Linked DNA regions of Homo sapiens: region 1 is linked to region 2. Evidence: chromatin contacts called from ENCODE Hi-C data. All regions are on one chromosome and are shown on one strand. Each heading gives the region's core, a stretch centred on a gene start or an enhancer-like site at or near the end of the contact. The rest is flanking DNA. Distances are from core to core; before and after follow the strand shown. Region 1 has its middle 140 kb from the start of LINC02024. Region 2 holds the start of LINC03051 (long intergenic non-protein coding RNA 3051).

Evidence for each region. A loop is a pair of places that touch in the nucleus more often than their neighbours do. Pooled maps may share reads with other maps.
Region 1: a map of IMR-90 shows a loop between it and region 2 (4-fold over the local background). The contact joins the enhancer-like site here to the promoter of LINC03051 in region 2. A Hi-C loop is called at or near these places in 2 of 168 maps with a recorded cell type or tissue (IMR-90 and posterior cingulate gyrus) and 6 of 50 pooled maps.

The regions. Positions count from the first base shown.
Region 1 is chr3:117,545,457-117,550,694 of GRCh38, reverse strand. No RefSeq gene overlaps it. Among named protein-coding and RNA genes, the nearest start is that of LINC02024, 140 kb to the left of the region's middle. Within about 2 kb of position 2,339, at least 3 of the 41 ENCODE cell types and tissues checked have a DNase peak (open chromatin) inside an H3K27ac peak, as active enhancers do; they include IMR-90, where a contact is called at or near this core.
Region 2 is chr3:117,995,081-118,000,922 of GRCh38, reverse strand. LINC03051 (long intergenic non-protein coding RNA 3051) reads left to right here and starts at 3,344. Exons shown (of 3, transcript NR_182298.1): 1 at 3,344-3,741. RefSeq lists an enhancer at 3,127-3,673.

The DNA of each region.
Region 1 (5,238 bases), core at 1,090-3,589, 450 kb after region 2:
ATTTATTTTTAATACATCACCATATCTTATCCTTCAAGGCCTACTTTAAGTTTCATCACCTACTTTTTTCAGACCACTTGAATATACATATCCTCAGAAGTTCAAAAGTACTCATTTTTTTGGTCAATTAGATTGGTAATTCTTAATTGTATCCTGTTTTTTTGTATTGTTATTTAACTAAGCAATTAGACTTTTAGCTCTGCAGGACGAGTTGTTTCCCATGGAATCTAGTAGAATGTTTTTATTCATTTATGCCTGAACTCTTTAAAAAAGGACCTATATCACTTATTGATCAGAACAATGAAAACACGTCTTCAATCAGAAAAAGAGGCAATCCTTGTGAAACTCCCAAGTACACTTTTTGAATTGATGGATCCATTTGTTACACTCTTCAAAAAGTTTCAACGCTGCCCTCAGCTCTTGCTATCTCATTTCGGTCTTTTGACCCTTAAGTCTTAGTTATTCCTTATGACATGGTAAAGATTGGACAGTAAAACTAATTGTGACAGTACTCAACAGAGAAAAGCCTGTAATGAATAGCATCAGGGAGACCTTGTGAAGAATTGCACTTTAAACATAAAAGGTTGCAGATGAATTGAAGAAAGGAAAAAAATATGAAAAAAAGGAAAAATTACTCCAGGGAACCTATTAAAGAAAATACACTTATATAACTTGACTTATTGAAAAGAGTAGCTGGATATGATTTTTCAAATAGGTATAAACACTTAAATGCAAATAAAATTAAACCGAATAAAATAGAAAAATTATTTTACTCAGCACAAGGGGGCAGAGTTAGCTCTTATGGAGAAATAAAGTGTCCTCAATAAACAGCCAATGGATTAAAATGGAATCTCTTCGCAAACTGGAAGACTAGAGTAGTGAAAAAACAGCACTGTGAAATTCCACACCACCTTTGCCTTGTACATTCCCTTGCCCTCCATTATCAGAATTCTCAGACCACCCCCACAAAGAAATTATTTCTGATCCTGATTTACAGCAGGGGAGTCTGAGGTACCTAGAGATTATTATCTGACTAAATTTGTATAAAAGTAGATCCATGATTTTCTGACCGTAAAGTTCACCATTCGTACAAAAGAATAATCTGCCTTTCTCAGATGGGTGTCTAGAGACAACGGATTGTGTAGCTATGATCCTTGCCCTATAAGAGTTAGCCACTTAATGCAGAGGGCAGAACAAACATACAAAAAAGCCTCTATTATCCATGCACTAGGAAGAAAGTAGCTTAACTGGCACACATGGAAGAAGCTATATGTCTACCCTTACATCTATATCTCTGTGCATGTTTATTAATTTAATACACCTATGCAAACATACCTGACTAATAGGATTAGTCTGGAATGTTTCCCAAAAAATGAACTTTGAATATAATTTTAGAAGACAGTGAGAGACACAGTGAGATCAGAGCCAATTCATCCTCCCAAAGTAGGAGAGCAGTATTGTTCAGCCAGGCATTTTACCCCATAGCATCTTATCTCACTGTTTTGCCATCACTGCCATAAGGGCTCCAAGGAGGTAAGGAAGCTTACCCAGTGCTCCTGATTTCAGATTATGCCCTTAAATCCACTGAGGTTCATTATCCCTAACGCTTGTTCCTAACTCCTTCACATCTTTTCATATTTTTGTTTCTACTTGAATTTAAAAATTTATTAATATAAGAAGACTAGATTCTCCTGTGCACCAACCTACAGAGCTTTAGTGCTTGCATTCTAAGGAGTCCTGCAGCAACACTCCCATCTATTGAAGCATGTCCACTGATATACAATGTACTTTGTTTTAAAATGTGGTTTCCTTCAACATTTTTCAAGCCCTGAAGACAACCTACGAGCATCCACTGAGACTTAGCAGCTGACTCGTTTCACTCACTTTTGATGTGGGGTCGAGTTTAACTTGAGCTACAGACAGTCATACTGGAATGCAACAGCATTTTATTGCAAAATGGATTGTTTTGAATGGTTTATAAGGCTTTATACCAGGTAAAGCAGAAAAGCAGAAAATGAGATGGATCATATCATCCATGAGAGGCAGTGAGTTATCATACTTCCATGGTGAGATGCCTCTGTCCTCTCAATCTCACCCTAAATCCTCTTCCCTTTCCACTCCTTTCCATACACATATACCAGAAGAACAATTTTTCCTTCCACAAAGAAGGAGGGCCTTAAGACCTTTAGGGAAAGGGTCAGCATACCAGATCAAGTAGCAATCCTGCCAAACCTGTGAATCATTGGGCCTTTGTGACTAAGGAGCATTGCAAGCCATGGGCCATACCAAGCGTGAACCAGAATTGCTACATAGGCTATGGAGGAACATTGAAAATAAAGGAGGGGGAAGAAATGAGACTCCCATTTTCTAGCATCAGCATTTTCCCAAACAAAACCCAAGATATGAATAAAGTGACTCATGCATTTTAAATCAATGTAGGATTTTGATGAAAGGCATGTGAGTGTAGAGACATTCTAGCCTGTGCAGTTCAGAATGAGTAAAGTTACGTGCACATGTTGTCAGCCAGGGGCAGGGAGCCAGAATGAAAAACAGAGTGAGGGGGAAAGATGTGAGATAGTTAATCTTTACTAAATTATCTCAGAATCATCTTAGATTTCATAGATGTAGGATGACTCACTTTCTGCTACAGTGCCAAGGGGCAGCTGTGAGAGACAAATTATAAATGATGAGATTGCTCATAAAGGTAAGGAAAAATGATACTCTGATACTGGCAGAGATGTAAGGGAAACAGTATAAACTCAAATTGAGAGATATGAAAAGCAGCCCTAGGTATCCTAGAGTATACCAATACTAAAGCAATGAATTAAAGCAAAACAAAAGAAAAAAAAGAAAGGGATCACTCTCTTTACAGAAACTGAAAACAGAAGCAAGATATACCCACTAATGTTCTATATTTTAAAACAATGAATTCTCATACCTTTGGTGGTAGAAACTTTGTCTTTTTTGTCAGTTTTTTAAAATCCTTAGCCCTTAAACTAATCCCATGAGTTAGTTTGGGCTATCTCAGAAACAGATGCCAAGACAGAATTATAAGTACAAGAGATTTATGGTAAGAACTGCCAGTGTTGGATAAATGGGGGGAAAGGAGGTATAGGCAGGGAAAGGCTTCAGACTGCAATGCTGAAAGGAGAGAAGGGAGAAAGGATTTTGTAGGGAGAGTCATAGACTGCGGCACAGTTCTTAGAAAGATCTCAGCCAGACTGATGGAAAAGCAAAAGTGACCTGTTACAGAAATCCAATAGGAATGGGTCAGAATCGGTAGCACTGCTGGGACCAGGCATTGACTGAGAAAAGCTTGGCAGGAGGGTGGCCTTGACAAGACTGTGCAGTTGACCCAAAGGGGCAGCAACCAGGGCTCTCTGTCACTTCTTCTCTCCAAACGGTCAGGTTCTCCAGAAACGGCATCTGAATGACACACATCCGTGGCCTCTGTACAAGTGCTCATTACATTTTGGTTGAATCCATTAAGTCATTTACAGCCAATGTCCAAATCTAGTCTTCCTGCACACCTGCACACACTGTCTCTATATTCTCTACTGTCATCATATGTCACCCATGCCTTTTAATGGCTGCTATCAGCTATGGGATTTCACTTCTAAACAGAGATTAGTGGTATAAGTGTTATGATGTAATCCATGCCTGGAACCTGCCCTTGTGGTGACCCTGTAGAGTAGGAGACAGTCCCATGTTCTACCTCTTCTGAGACCTTGGTTCATCAGTTCTTGCCTTATTTTTACATACATTTTTAAAGACATTGGTCCCTTACTTTCTGATTATAATTATACTCAAATTCTCTTTACATTGTTTCAAAAATATCCCCACACCAATCACAGTTCATACTGTTATTCTGTTGTATTCCTTAAACGTGGAGTTACTCTGGGATCAGTTTTTACGCCTGTTCTATTCTCTGTCTGGTTTCTAAAGTCTTTCTAGACTATTTCTTACTATTCTCTCCCAAGCCAAAATGCATTAGCTGCTCTAACCTTTCTCTGCAGGCCTATGGAAAGACTATGGCTGTCTGTCAAATAAGTAAATAAGTCTTCCTGTCTATTTCCTTTTTTGTAATCTTTGGTTTTCTTATTTCTTCTACCCAAGTGAGCTGTCCAGTTCTTTGAGAGTTGATACCAAGAGTCTAAACTATTTCCTAAATACACAATGATGCCTGGCACATGGTAGTTCTCAATTAAGGTTTGTTGAGTGAATACTAAATACAAATCAACTGAAGGAGAATATGGTTTGGTGATAGTGAGGAATGAAGAAATCGATTGAAACAGAACAATAATTTCCCTTAGAGTGGATTTCGTAGATAACATAATTTGTCTATATGGTAAGGTTGAGTAATACTGGCAGCAAATTATCATGCATTGCTTTTGCCAGTAGGAAGTAGACAGGATAGAAACGTGCTCCTATCTGGACAGAATACCACTGTGACTGGGCACCCTCTCCTTTTCTCATTTATTACAGGGGATGGTGTGTAGTTGATGAAAATATCAAAGAAAAATAAGAGAGCTTGGCTTAAAGGAAAAGTTATTAAGACTCAAGGTTACTCATTAAGATCTGAAGTAAAATATGTGACAGGGACACAAATATCATCTGAGCATGAAAATCTATATTCATTCAGTGAAAGGGGTCATATAGTATTGTTAATTCATTGTCAGTGTTTGTTTATACAAAGTACATTGAATTTGCAAATCAAAGTAAATTTAGAGGTGATTTAGAACAAACAGGAATATTTTTTTGAACTCAGAGAAGTGATACCCCAGAGGACAAATTGCCCCTCAGCTTTGACTGCATTTCATTATGATGTAAAATATTCTTAATCAAAAGAGATGGTTCTCTACATATAAAATCGGGGTTTTAAATTTTTTCTTAAGATTTTGAAGCGTTACCAGGCCTAACCCTAGTACCAGGAACGAAGACTTGTTTGTGGTAGAAACTACCCTTCTAATGAAATGAAGGCACAGAGCTTGTGCAGCTGAAAGTAGATTGAATCAAGGAATGTGGCCTCTGGGTGTGTAAGAGAAAGCCACAAGCCGTTATCTGGCTGAAGGTCAAGTAAGTCTTTCCTTGCCCCTCCATACATGCAGGAAGGAAAGGGAAGAGGCAAATCTCTCTTGCCCCCAAAGTAATGCTTTTCCTTTCTTTCTTCCTTACTCCTTTCCCTTCCTCTCTCCAGGACTTCTGGCTGTATCTAGAGGTGAAAGGATCTGAGCCTGA
Region 2 (5,842 bases), core at 2,095-4,594:
AGTGAAGGGCGTGGGCAGAAATAACATGGGATACATTCATTCGCTGAAAAAAAATGAATATTTATGCAAACGGTCTCTAAGCATATATTACATCTAAGAAAACTTTGATATCTGGACAATTGATATATGAATGCATAAGCTCCCTCTGACCACACGCAAACAAGTAATTATTCTACTGCTAGCTATACTCGAGAAATGTCTGCCCATCTAGCACTCTGCTAGGCTCTGTGATTAATACATGATAATTGGCAGCGGTGTTTACAAATCAATTTGGAAAATCATGACAAAGACATAGAAATTAATTAGGATTGATTATTTAAAGTAATACAGAAACAAACAGAAAGATATTATAGCCAGTAAGTATATATTGCAGGAAAATATCTAATTTAGGCATCAAGAACAATTTTGAAAGAATTTTAAAGAATTGTTGGAAGTCATTCTAAGTATAATGTAGGGAGATCACAAAGTCTGATGCAACACATTTTGTGGCTCTGGCAAATCCAAATATAAACTACAAGATTTAGCAAGTCATGCGATTTCCTTGAAACTCAGTTTTCTTATCTTATAATGAGGTTTGGACTAGACAAGTTGTACTCCATGGGCGTGGCTGGGGTGGGGGGAAATTAGTTTCCCAGGCAACATATAGGATTTCTGGAGATATTTTTGTTTGTCATACTTTGAGGAGAGGGGTCTGCTAGTGGCATGTAGTGGGTAGAGGTCAAGGACACTGCTCAACATCTTGCAATAAAAAGGACAGCCCCATACAACAAAGAATTATCTGGGCCAAAATGTCAAGGGTGCTGAGGCTGAGAAACTGGACTACATGAGCAAACAATTTCTCACAACTCTTAACACTTTGTGGTTCTTATAGAATGATTTTTCAATCATTAGAGGGCAAAAGAATCACCTAGATATACTAGTAAAATGCAGATTCCTGGACTCCAACATCCAAATATATTAATAGACTAGGTTGTGTGTATGACTAAGTAATCTGGAATTTTAACATGTACACTGTGATTCTATTGCATCTGGGTTCTTAAATTGATTGTATTTTGAGAAACCTTACTAAGACATGCATTAACATTGAAGAAATCAAGGTTGATCCTTGAAAAACAATACCACTAGACATTATTTATTAAGTACTTCATGAGTTATACTCACAAAAGTCCTTTGAGACTTTTGCAAGGTCTCTCCATTTGTTAAAGGCATGGTAGGACTTGAATCCATCTAGTTCTAGATTCAAAGTCTATGCTCTGGCCACTTGCAAATTGCCTCCTGAGAATGGAACAGACTTGGCAAGACAAACAAGCAGCAGATAAAGGAAGTGCATGGGGAAAAAAGAAGACTGAGCAATCTAGAAGAAAGTGTCTCCATTGGGGATTGAAAAAAAAATAAATTGTTAAAGGTAAGATAAGAAATTTCAGAAGACCTTACATTTTAAAAATGAAGAATCTGAATTCTGTCTGGTAGGTTAGTGTTTTTCAGCCCTGGTTGCAGATTAGGATGGCCTGAGATCTTTAAAATACTCCGGATGCTAGGGCTGCAACCCAAAAATTGTGATCTAATTGGTTTGGGGTGGGATGATGCGTCAGCAAAAGTCCTCAGGTGATTCTAGTATGGTTCTAGAAGACCATAAGGAGCAGCTATAACTCATAAGCAGGTGAGAGTCTTGAAGAAACTGTTAACAAGATTAACCTGGTGGTAACGTATAAACTAGATTAGAGCAGTGAATGGAGGAAAGGGATCAGGTAGAAGGCTATTGTAGAAATCTAGGGGTGTGGCAATAAAGACCCATACTAGAGAGATGGATCAGGAATGCTGCTAGAGTCAGGAGACCTCCTTCAGGTCTGCTAATGTTGCTTTCACTGGCCTATCGTATGTCATAAGAAAAGTCACTTAACTTGTCTTTGTCTGCATTTCCCACTAATGCTCGAAGAGCTAACATAGCCCTTGAACATATCACAGCATTAGAGATAATTAAAAGTATTTCAGAAAGTATAATGCACAACACGTGTTTATTATGAAAAAGGTGGCAGTAAAACTGAAAAAAAAACATAGAGACATCTTAGACACATTTACACATTGTCGTGGTGAGACTGATGATCAACTGAAATTGGAGAAGAGAGAATTAAATATACTTCTAAAAGTTCTTGAAGCCTGTGAAACAGGGAAGTTGGAAAAGGGGAATAATTCCTGAAGAAAATCACGTGGGTATAGATAAGAAGTTCTCAACTGGGTCAGTTTTTCCCTCCAGGGGGCATTTGGCAATGCCTGGAGATGTTTTTGGTTGTCATAACTAGGAGGATGAGGGTTGTGCTACTGTCAGCTGGTGGACAGAAGCTAGGGATGTTGCTATAAATCCTATAGTGCACAAGACAGCCCCACACAGTAAAGAATTATCTGGTACAGTATGTCAGTAGTGCCAAGGTGGAGAAACCTAGCATAGATATTACAAACAGTTGGAAGGGACCAATATTCATTATCATGTAAATACATGGATGAATAAAATGAAATTCAGAGATTGAATGACTTAGTTAAGGTCCCCAACGAGTGGAGGCCACAGTAACAGAACTGAAATCCAGCTTTCCTAACTACTAGTCAGTGCTCTTCAGAGCGGCCCCATCTGCCTACTCACCCAACTCAGCCCTGGCCCTGAGTCATCCAGTTTGAGATGCTTGGTACCCAGCTGGGAAGTCTAAGCTGAGGGCTAAGCACGAGGTTAGTGGTGGAGGTTTCCATCCTCGTGTAGCTGTAATAGACCTTTTATTTCCAAGTAACTTAAAGAAATTATAACAGAAGATATAAACCAAGAAGTGCAGAGGAACCCAGAGGGCTCTTGGAGGGAAGGTCAGAAGTGCCAGAATTGTTTTGACCCAGTGACTTTGAAATCAAATAAAAAGGAATGGCACACGCTGTGAAGCGCAGCATCAAAATCAAGTAGGATGAGGCTTCAAAAGGCCATTGGACTTTTTGGTGGAGGTCATGGTGACATTTGGAGAAAAATTTCCATAGAGTTGTTAGGAAAGCACTGGAGATTTCTGAGAGGGAGAGGAGCAATGAGGTGATGAAGATGTGCGGCTAGCATGTTCCAAGAGCTTCCTCGTGAAAAGGAGAAATTCAGGACTTATGGGACAGCAAGGTCAAGTCAAGGATTTAAGAAGGCAAGAGCTTCACCTGTGTTTGCTGAGAGCAGAGGGGACTTTGGCGGCGTTGGATAGACTTGGCACAGACACACAGCGAAGAAGAGCCGCGGCGATGCCGTTCTGTGAGCACTAGATGGCAGTAGCGGGGCCCTTTCGGCTCGGTTCGCGGTCCTATAAGGCGCTGCTTGTTTAAGTACATCGCATTTAGTTGAAGCTGCAGGGGAGTGAGGGAGAGGAGGATAGGAAGCAGGAAAGCGGGAGAGCTCGAGGGACAAGGGGGCTCGGTGTGTTTACACCAGGCACGGGCTACGAGCGTCCATCCCGGCCCCTGGCTTGCGCTCCCGAAGAGGAGAGCAAGGCTGTTCTGGGATCCGGCCGTCGTGCGGCAAGAGGCTTGTCTGTCCGGGTTGCCGGAACCAGGAGAACCCAGAGGGAAACCGAGGGAAAGGAGCGGCGCGTTTTACTAGAGAGAGCGCGAGCGGAAGAGGCGAGAGCAGGAGCGCGCGAGGGAGCATCGAGCGCAGCGGAGACATGAGGACCTACTGGCTGCACAGCGTCTGGGTGCTGGGCTTTTTCCTGTCCCTCTTCTCATTGCAAGGTAGGGGGAGGATTCCCTGACCCCTTGCGCCCCCTCCTCCCTGCCGCCGGGCTCCGGGGTGGTCGGTGGAGTAAGAAGCGCTCCGGTTCTGGATGGAACAGGGTTTATTTACAAGTCCTGCGGTGCGCTCCCTGCCCTGCCAGCTCTGCGCCCAGGCTGGGTCCTGAGGCGTGCGGGATTGTGCGGACAGACTTGCTGCAACATCGGTGTTGATGGGGAAAGAAGCCAGGGCTTGTGTGTGTGTGTGTGTGTGTGTGTGTGTGTGTGTGTGTGTGCGCGCGCGCGTGTGAACGGGGGGCAGGATAGAGCGGCGTGTTTTGTGTGTGTGTGTGTGTGTGTGTGTGTGTGTGTGTGTGTGTCTTGGTGGGGTGGGGGCTTTTGCGCGAGGTGGTGGCGACGGAGCTGGGGTTGCTCCTCTGTAAACTCCAAGAGCCGCGGTGGTGTTCGCTATCCCCGTGTCCCCGGTGCTGATATCACTGCATTCCTCCTCTTTCAGGAGGGAATTGGCATTAAGTTTAGGAGGCTAGGTATCCGCTTGGCACCTGGTACTTGTATCTCTCTGCAAAATAGCCCCACCAGATTCTTCTGCCCCGAGATGGAGGAGGGATGCGGGAGGGAAGGGAACGGTGAGTGGGGTGGGGGGAGGGGGACACGGGGAGGGGGGGAGGAGGAGAAGAGGGAGGGAGGAAGAGAGTGGGGTGGGGGAGAGAGAGAGAGAGAGAGAGAGAATGAATACGAGAATTCACGGGTAATCGCTGCGCTGGCTCATAATGGTCAATGTATTTCATGCTTGCAGGACAAAATTGCTAGCGCTGGGTGTTTACTTTGAAGGGATTGTAGGTTTCTATGTTTTGGGGAGGTTGTAAAATAAATTCATGAAGGTTAAAAATGAAAATACATACATGGTGTTTGCATTTCACTTACAAGCTGGCATCCAGAGCCCTCACTGATGTTAAACATACCTATAATACACGAAGTAATTCCAACATAAAAATATATTATCTTTTTAATCTTCCTGTCTCACTCTTCCTGCTCGTGAGAGGAACCTTGCACAATTAGCCATAGAGAGTCTGTGCTATATTGCTCTACCACTGACGGTTCTACTACATCTTCATGTTTGGGCATTCTGCCATCATTAGGACATTTACCCACGCACATCTCTCATGCTACAGAACACACTCCATTTACACACAGTGTACACATGCACACACAAAGACACATACGCACACACACTGCCTCTCAAGAACACTTGGCATGAAATGACCAGACTGGCAATCCTACTCCTGATTTTTTTCTGACAGCTGGTTGCTAATGTTACATTGGTGGGTTTCATTTTTCATTGCTGGGGGATATTTTGTGTAGCTATAAAGCCCTCTTGCTAAATGAAAAGAGAATAGACTCCCTGGCTGTTTACTGTTGAAGCATTGCAAGGGAATGAATACTATGTCGAAGTTATAGTTTAAAATATGCTTAGGGGAACAGCTGGAACTCACCCATAATACAATTACAAGTTACAGGTTCTAAAAACTTTCTCATCTCAGAACTCACTGACCCATTCCTCTCCTATCTAATTTGTGAGCTCTTGCAATACATGATTCTTCTACTAAGCATGTCTAAATGAAAAATAGAGTCCCAATCTTGCTTTGGCTTTTTACATTTTATTTCTTTACATTTTTTCCTTCAAAGCTCACAGGACTTTCTCTGTGATTTCAGATATTGCTGCAATTCAGCTTTTTCATATTGAGACATTAGCATCGTGACTGTACTATGCCAGCAGCAGAGGTTAATCCCTTTCCTTCCTATTCCATTTAACTCTAGGAATTTAGCTCTTCTGATAAAATGCTAAGAATGATGTCATGAATACATGCTCCTCTTAAGTTTGAGTAAAACTATGGGATATTCATTACTCAGCCATGGGGTCTTATGAGTGAAAGGTACTTCTAAAGGATGAGGAAGGTGTAATGGAACACGAAACCAGATAATTATATTTCAGGAGATCTTCTATTAAAAAAAAAAGCCCCCCAGTCTTTTTCAGTGATAACATAGTAAACTATAGTAACAATTCTCTGAATTTTCTGGTCTCATTTGGGCAAAGCAAATA